2 separate regions of the Homo sapiens genome follow, and region 1 is linked to region 2. The links are chromatin contacts, found by POLR2A ChIA-PET in ENCODE. All regions are on one chromosome and are shown on one strand. The core of a region is the stretch at or near the end of the contact, and the rest is flanking DNA. Distances in the headings are between cores, read along the strand shown. Region 1 holds the start of LGR4 (leucine rich repeat containing G protein-coupled receptor 4). Region 2 holds the start of RPS13 (ribosomal protein S13).

Region 1 (3,689 bases), core at 115-2,614, about 10 Mb after region 2:
GAGCATGTCCACCAACAGAACCCTGTAATTCTCCCTTGTTTTCTCGGACTCCCCTGCGTGCTGCAGAAGCCTGGGCGTTAGTGGGGTAGTCCCGAGTGGAACTGGGCCGAGGTAGGTGCCGGGACGCACTACCTGGATGGGGCCAAATTGGAAGGAGATTCGCCCTGACTGAGGTACAGGTGTTTCTTCTCCCCACATGCTGGAACCCAGGAGGCTCCAGGTGCTTCCCCACGAGACATGCCTCGGTATGCAGACTGAGGCCAAGTTCTCGGCGCCCTCAGCCCCGCCAGTAGCGGAACTCCTGCCCGCTGAGCGAGGGCCCTCATGAGAAGGGAAGGTCGCGTGGACAGGCTGCCAGGGGCAAGCGTTTTTAGATTACTTCCTCCTTCTTGGCCCCAGATGCACTTGTGAGTTGGGGGTGTGCGCGGTGGGGTGGGAGGGTGCTTGTGCCCAAAAAGTCTGGGAACGAAAGCTACTGCTGGCTCGAACCCGGACTAGCAAAGTGCGGAAAGCCCGTGGCACAGGAGTGGGTGCCAGGCAGCCCGCACGCAGGTGACCGGCGGACCCCCTCCCCAGGCCCGGGCGGCGGCGGGGCGGGGTGGGGTGGGACTGACCCCTGGCTCCGCCCCGCGGCGCCCCCCGCTGGGCCCCGTTTCCTCCCCCCCCCTCGCGTCCCCGCCGCCCGCACTCACAGCGCTTGGGTGAAGGCGCTGAGCCCCTCGGGCACGGCCGTCAGCCCCTTCCCGGAGCAGTCCACCCGACGGTCGCCGTCGCAGCTGCAGGGCGCCGCGCAGAGAGGCGGCGCCGCGCCGCTGGGCCCGGCCGAGCCGAGCAGCCCCAGGGCGAGGAAGCAGAGCAGCCCTAGCGGGCCCGGCATTGCTGCGGCCGCCTCCCGCGCCGGCCTCTCCCGCGGCGCTGCTCGCTCCGCTGCCCTCCGATGTCCCCCGCCGCCCCCGGGCAGCCGGCCTGCGGGCTGGAGCGGGGGTCTCTTCCTCGGCGGTCCGCGCGGGCTCGGCCCCTTCAGCAGTCCGCCGCAGCGGCGCAGGGACGCGGCGCTCCGGAGTTTCGCCCTTCCCGCTGCTCCATGGACGCGCAGAGGCAGCCCCGCTCCTCCGGCGGCTCACGCCAGCCGGGCCGGCCCGGCGCAGCGGCGGGGGCCGCGCTCTGCCATCGCACCGGTCTCCCTGTCCCTGGCCTCTCAATGCAGCGGCTCTTCAAGGTTGCAGAGCGCAGCCTTCAGCCATGCCGGCCACTCGCCCCAGCCCCCGCCGTGGCTCTCGCACAAACACCCAGACTCTGGCTCGCTGTCTCCCAGCCGCGGCTCAATCTCTTCCCGTCCTTTTCCCTTCTAGGGTTGCACGCTCTGGTTCCCAAACCCCCGGCCGCTGGCTTATGCAAATCACTTAGGTACATGCAAAAGTATCCCTTCTCCCGGAGCGCCATTGGCCCGGGGAGGTCTCGAGCTCATTACTATGCAGAGAGGAGAGCCGCCATTGGCCAAGAGGAGGACCAGAGGGGCGTGTTTCTCGGGCGTGAGTGACAAGGTGGTGGTGGTTGTGGTGGTGGCGGCGGTGGTGGTGGTGGTGGTGGCGGCGGTGGTGGTGGTGGTGGTGGTGGTGGTTCAAGGCAAAATCTTGACTTGGCTGGATTTGTCTGGCAGGTTGTGGATTGAAGGTAGAAGGATAGTAGGACAAGGGGTCTAGTTTTTCCCTCCCCCACCCGTCTTTTTGTTCCCTCCGCAGAAATTGGATCTCCTAAATTGGATGACCTGGTAAGTAGAACTTCCCTCCAGCGTTCAGTTAAGTTTTAAATGACTCTCCGCTGTTCCAAAGGGCGAGGACGTCTGGAGCTCTGCAAACGGAAAAAAGATTTTGAAGAGGAGGAAAAAAGTTTCCCTCGATCTGACACACATCTTTGGGTTTTAGCTATACACTAAGTTAAAAGTGTACCCTCTCCAGTGCCTCACTTCACCTGGGATCTTTACACCTATCTTGATACACATTTGGTAGCTAAGTCTTAGCAATTCATTCTCCCCAGTCCTCTCTCTGTATTTGGTGTTTTTGGTGACTGCAAATTAGACTCCTTTCTCACGCACTTTAAAATCCTGAAACACAGGAATTTTGTAAAAGGTCAGAGAAAGTGATGTTTCTGAACACTGGACAATTTCCAAAACATCTGAGTGGGAGGTGACTACGGCTGAGAAGCCAGCAGCAACGTTGGTGTTAGGTAATTATCAGCATTCCCTCCTCTTCTGGATTTTGAGTCCCTGTGGCCTAATAGACCCCACGGAATCATTACCTGTACCAACTACGGCTTTAAGGGTACTTCGTTTCTTGCTCTCTGCCATGGCGTTGAGTCGTTTTACTCTATAATGGAGACATTTTTAATGAATACATTAAAACAAGCAGGATTCGGCCGGGCGCGGTGGCTCACGCCTGTAATCCCAACACTTTGGGAGGCTGCGGCGGGCGGATCACCTGAGGTTGGGAGTTCTAGACCACCCTGACCAACATGAAGAAACCCCGTCTCTACTAAAAATACAAAATTAGCCGGGTGTGGTGGCAGATGCCTGTAATCCCAGCTACTCGGGAGGCTGAGGCAGGCGAATTGCTTGAGCCCGGGAGGCGGAGGTTGCGGTGAGCTGGAGATCGCGCCATTGCATTCCAGCCTGGGCAACAAGAGCAAAACTCTGTCTCAAAAAAAAAAAAAAAAAAAAAAAAAAAAAGCAGGATTTAAAGATAATTATCATATAAAGTTGACTAGCCATCGTATGTAAATAAAACTTAGGACAATGGAAACAGGTTGATGCAGACCTATAAGTTTAAAATGAAAAAATTTTATCATCTTTGTATTTGGGAGTTTATCTAAAAGATAATGTCAGGTTGGGCACATAAGTCACATACAGTAAATCTGTCTAGAAGCTAGAGAGTTAATAAATAAACATATGCCTTCATTTCAAGTTTTAGGAATGACATATCTCCTCTCACTGCAGGGCTGAAAGACAACTTAAAGACCCCCAGAAAACTCTGGTTTTATAGATAAGAAATCTGAGGCTCGAGAGAGAGTGTGTTCTGCCCAACATCATCACGGAACAGCTCCTGGGCTCCTGGCTCCTAATCTGGTACTCTTAGAGCCTTCCCTAAATAGGCTTTCATCGTCTAAATCATTTCCATTATTTTCTAGCAACTGTCATGAACAAATAAGGAAGAAATTGTAAAGTTAGTTTCTGTAATCGTTTCTTTAAGATCTCTTCTTTTTTTTTTTTTTTTTTGAAACGGACTCTCACTCACTGTGTCCAGTGGCGTGATCTTGGCTCACTGCAACCTCCACCTCCCGGGTTCAAGTGATTCTCCTGCCTCAGCCTCCCCAGTAGCTGGTATTACAGGTGCCCACCACCATGTTTAGCTACTTTTTTTTTTTTTTTTTTTTTTTTTTTTTTAGTAGAGATGGGGTTTCTCATGTTGGCCAGGCTGGCCTCAAACTCCTCACCTCAAGTGATCCACCTGCCTTGGCCTCCCAAAGTGCTGGGATTACAGTCATGAGCCACGGAGTCCGGCTTATATGCAAATCTTGATTAAAAATGCAGAATGATTTAGTAGGCCTAAGTGGGGCCCAGAAACCAGCATTTTGTTGCACAGCAAGTGAAAGTGACACAGGTGATTCATGAACCACACTTGGAGAACTTTATT
Region 2 (3,489 bases), core at 347-2,846:
ATATTTTGCACCCCCCTCCCCCTTTTAAGAGGTGGGATCAGGTGGTGTGGCTCACGCCTGTAATCCCAGCACTTTGGGAGGCCGAGGCAGTGGATCATCTGAGGTCAGGAGTCTGAGACCAGCCTGGCCAACATGGTGAAACCTCGTCTCTACTAAAAATACAAAAATTAGCCGGGCGTGGTGGTGCGGCCTGTAGTCTCAGCTACTCCAGAGGCAGAGGCAGGAGAATTGCTTGCTTGAACCCAGGAGGCGGAGGTTGCAGTGAGCCGAGATCATACCACTGCACTCCAGCCTGGGTGACAAAGTGAGAATCGGTCTCAAACAAAAACACACAAATTAGCTGGGCCTGCTGGCGGGCGCCTGTAATCCCACCTATTCGGGAGGCTGAGGCAGGAGAATCGCTTGAATCCAGGAGGTGGAGGTTGCAGTGAGCTGAGATCGCGCCACTGCACTCCAGACTGGGCGACAAGAGCAAGACTGTCTCAAAAAAAAAAAAAAAAAGAGGTGGGGTCTCTCTGTCACCCAGGAGTGCAGTGGCTTCATCATAGCTCACTGCAGCCTGGGACTTCTAGGCTCTGGTGATCCTCTCACCTCTGCATCCCAAGTATCTGGGACTACAGGCACATTGCGGCTGGCTTTTTTGGGCGGGGGAGTCGGAGAGTAGTATGTTCTCAGGCCCCAGAACCATGTTCAGCACATAGAAGGTAAACATTTGCTGAATGAAGCCACTTGCACGAAGTCACACGCAGCTGAGATTCAAACCACACCTAACTGTGAGGAACTGTGTCAGGCACTCTGCTTAGCCAATTCCAACTCCTCCACTTGACAGCTGTGTGATTTGGGGCTGGTTAGTATCCAGCGGCAGTGTGCCTCTGCTTCCTCAACTGTAAACTGGGGTGAAAGCCATGAAGATTTATTTCAAAGTATTGTGGTCAGAATTAAACGAAATCAGTACATGTGAAGTGCTTACAATGATGCCTCTAGCACGGTGGCGAGACCAGAGTTTTGGCTATTTTTAAAATAACTTTACCACCTACTAGATCCTACAAGTCACACGAGGACAGGCGAAATAGGCTATGTTAGACACAAACACTCACCGATCTGTGAAGGAGTAAGGCCCTTCTTGGCCAGTTTGTAAATCTGCTCCTTCACGTCGTCAGATGTCAACTTCAACCACTGTTATGGAATAGAAAGCAGCCTTAGGATGAGAACCCAGGAATGGCGCCGCAGAACAGCGGTCTCTCCTTCCGCAAAACCGCGCTCCTCATACACGCAAGTTCCTCACCCTGGCGTCGCTTCACCCGAGACAAATGCCAACCCCCTCCCCGGATTCTCCCCGGTCCCAGCGCGCTACTTACAGTGGGGACGCTGCGTCGATAGGGTAAAGCCGACTGGGACAGGCCCTTCCTGGGGAGAGAAGCAGTCTCGAGGTGAGGTGGCGGCTAGTGCCAGAGCAGCCCAGAACATCATCCCCTCGGCCCGCTGCCCACACTCCCTGTCTTCCTCCCACCCCCCGCCCAGCAATCCGGCTTGATGCCCCGAGCTCACCCGGGAGCATGCATGCGACCCATGATGGCGGCGATCAGGCAACGAAAGGAGAGCGAGAGTGGAAACGCCGCAGGAAGCCACCCAACACGCAGGAAGTGACCTCACACGTCCCCGCTTCCTCTCACGCAGGAGGCGGAGCTACGCTGCGCAGCCACCGCCCGTCTGTGTGACTACATCTCCCGAAATGCATTTCAGCGTCGCAAGAGATCGTCAATCCAGCCTCATCCCGGCATGCATCGGTCTTTGGTCAGCCTTGTTGCCAGAGCGGGAATTTGAGGCTGACGCCAGCTTGCGTCGAAATTCCCTGTGGACGCCGAGATCACAAAGATTCGAATGCTGCGCTGGGGGTGGGTATGGAGCAGGTAGGGCTGGAAGAAGCAGCCATACACAGGTGTTTGCTCATTCACCAGTGCCTGGCTTTGTCCTGGCACTAGATCCCTCAGAGTCGGCCCTGCGCCTAATAAATTAACAGATACAATAGCATGTGATGAGGACCACACGGGAAGCCATGGCAGCGGCTACCGCCCAGCCAGCGCTTCCATTTCTCATTTCTAAATCCTACCCTAATCTGTCAGGGGAGAGTCGCTGACGGTGAAGAACCGGTCTAAGGAGTTGAACCAGGTCCCCACGGATGCCTGCCGCCCTCCGCACTCGAATTCCCCTGCGCAGGGCTCTGGGGCGCTGGGCTCGCCGGGGAGAAGGGTTGGGCAGAGGCTTACGGAGCTATGTTCCCAAGTGAGAGAGTTGGCGGGCAGGGAAGAGCCTTGGGAGCAAGACTGCAAAGGCCAAGAGGATGAGGGATAAAATGAAGCATTTGAATTTCATGGGAAAAGGGAACCGTCAAGGAAGAAGCTTTTTTTTTTTTTTGAGACGGAGTTTCGCTCTTGATTCGCAGGCTGGAGTGCAATGGCGCGATCTCGGCTTGCCGCACCCTCCGCCTCCCGGCTTCAAGCGATTCTCCTGCCTCAGCCTCCTGAATAGCTGGGATCACAGGCATGCGCCACCACTTCCAGCTAATTTTGTATTTTTAGTAGAGACGGGTTTTTCCATGTTGGTCAGGCTGGTCTTAAATTCCCGACCTCAGGTGATCCGCCCGCCTCGGCCTCCCAAAGTGCTGGGATTACAGGCGTGAGCCACCGCGCCTGGCCGGAAGAAGCTCTTTTAAGACAGACCTAGCCTGGGCAACATGGCGAAACCCCCTCTCTATAAATACAAAGAATTAGCCGGGCGTGCTCGCTCGTGCCTTTGGTTCCAGCTACGAAGGAGGCTGAGGTGGAGAATCTCTGGAGCCGGGAAGGACATTGCGGTGAGCCGAGATAGCACCACTGCGCGCCAGCCTGGGCAACAGAGCAAGACTCTGTCTTAAAAAAAAAAAAAAAAAAGGAAAGAAAGAAAAAGACTGACTCAGTGCCGGTACACAACAATGCGTTGAAAGAATGGGCAAATGAAGCAGCTTCTTAAAATTTTAAAAAGTAAGCATAGCTCTAGGAAGGAGGGAGGTCAGTGAAATCAAACTCCTGTCGACAAGCTTAAAGTAACTGGCAAGACGCTGGGAAACTAGATACTGAAACATCCGCTCTTAACTTTTAACCTGTCACTATTTGAAATAAAGTTATCAGGGATAGCCGGGCGCGGTGGCTCACGCCTGTAATCCCAGCACTTTGGGAGGCTGAGGCGGGCGGATCACGAGATCAAGAGATCGAGACCATCCTGGCTAACACGGTGAAACCCCGTCTCTACTAAAAATACAAAAAAATTAGACGGGCGTGGTGGCGGGCGCCTGTAGTCCCAGCTACTCAGGAGGCTGAGGCAGGAGAATGGCGTGAACCCGGGAGGCGGAGCTTGCAGTAAGCCACGATCGCACCACTGCACTCCAGCCTAGGTGGCAGAGCGAGACTCCGTCTCAAAAAAAAAGTATCAGGGATAAAGAGAGAACCCTTT

The links. ChIA-PET counts read pairs that join two places held with the same protein, here RNA polymerase II (POLR2A).
Region 1: POLR2A ChIA-PET joins it to region 2 with 10 read pairs in B cell. The contact joins the promoter of LGR4 here to the promoter of RPS13 in region 2. POLR2A ChIA-PET finds 5 or more read pairs at or near these places in 2 of 52 experiments (B cell and activated T-cell).

What each region holds. Positions count from the first base shown.
Region 1 is chr11:27,471,426-27,475,114 of GRCh38, forward strand. It overlaps LGR4 (leucine rich repeat containing G protein-coupled receptor 4), which reads right to left and starts at 1,365. Exons shown (of 18, transcript NM_018490.5): 1 at 693-1,365. The coding sequence starts at 877. LGR4-AS1 (LGR4 antisense RNA 1) reads left to right here and starts at 306. Exons shown (of 4, transcript NR_131170.1): 1 at 306-407; 2 at 1,353-1,532; 3 at 1,743-1,771. RefSeq lists silencers at 479-538, 789-958, 1,089-1,138.
Region 2 is chr11:17,076,071-17,079,559 of GRCh38, forward strand. RPS13 (ribosomal protein S13) reads right to left here and starts at 1,597. Exons shown (of 6, transcript NM_001017.3): 1 at 1,549-1,597; 2 at 1,359-1,407; 3 at 1,098-1,176. The coding sequence starts at 1,571. RefSeq lists an enhancer at 1,631-1,830.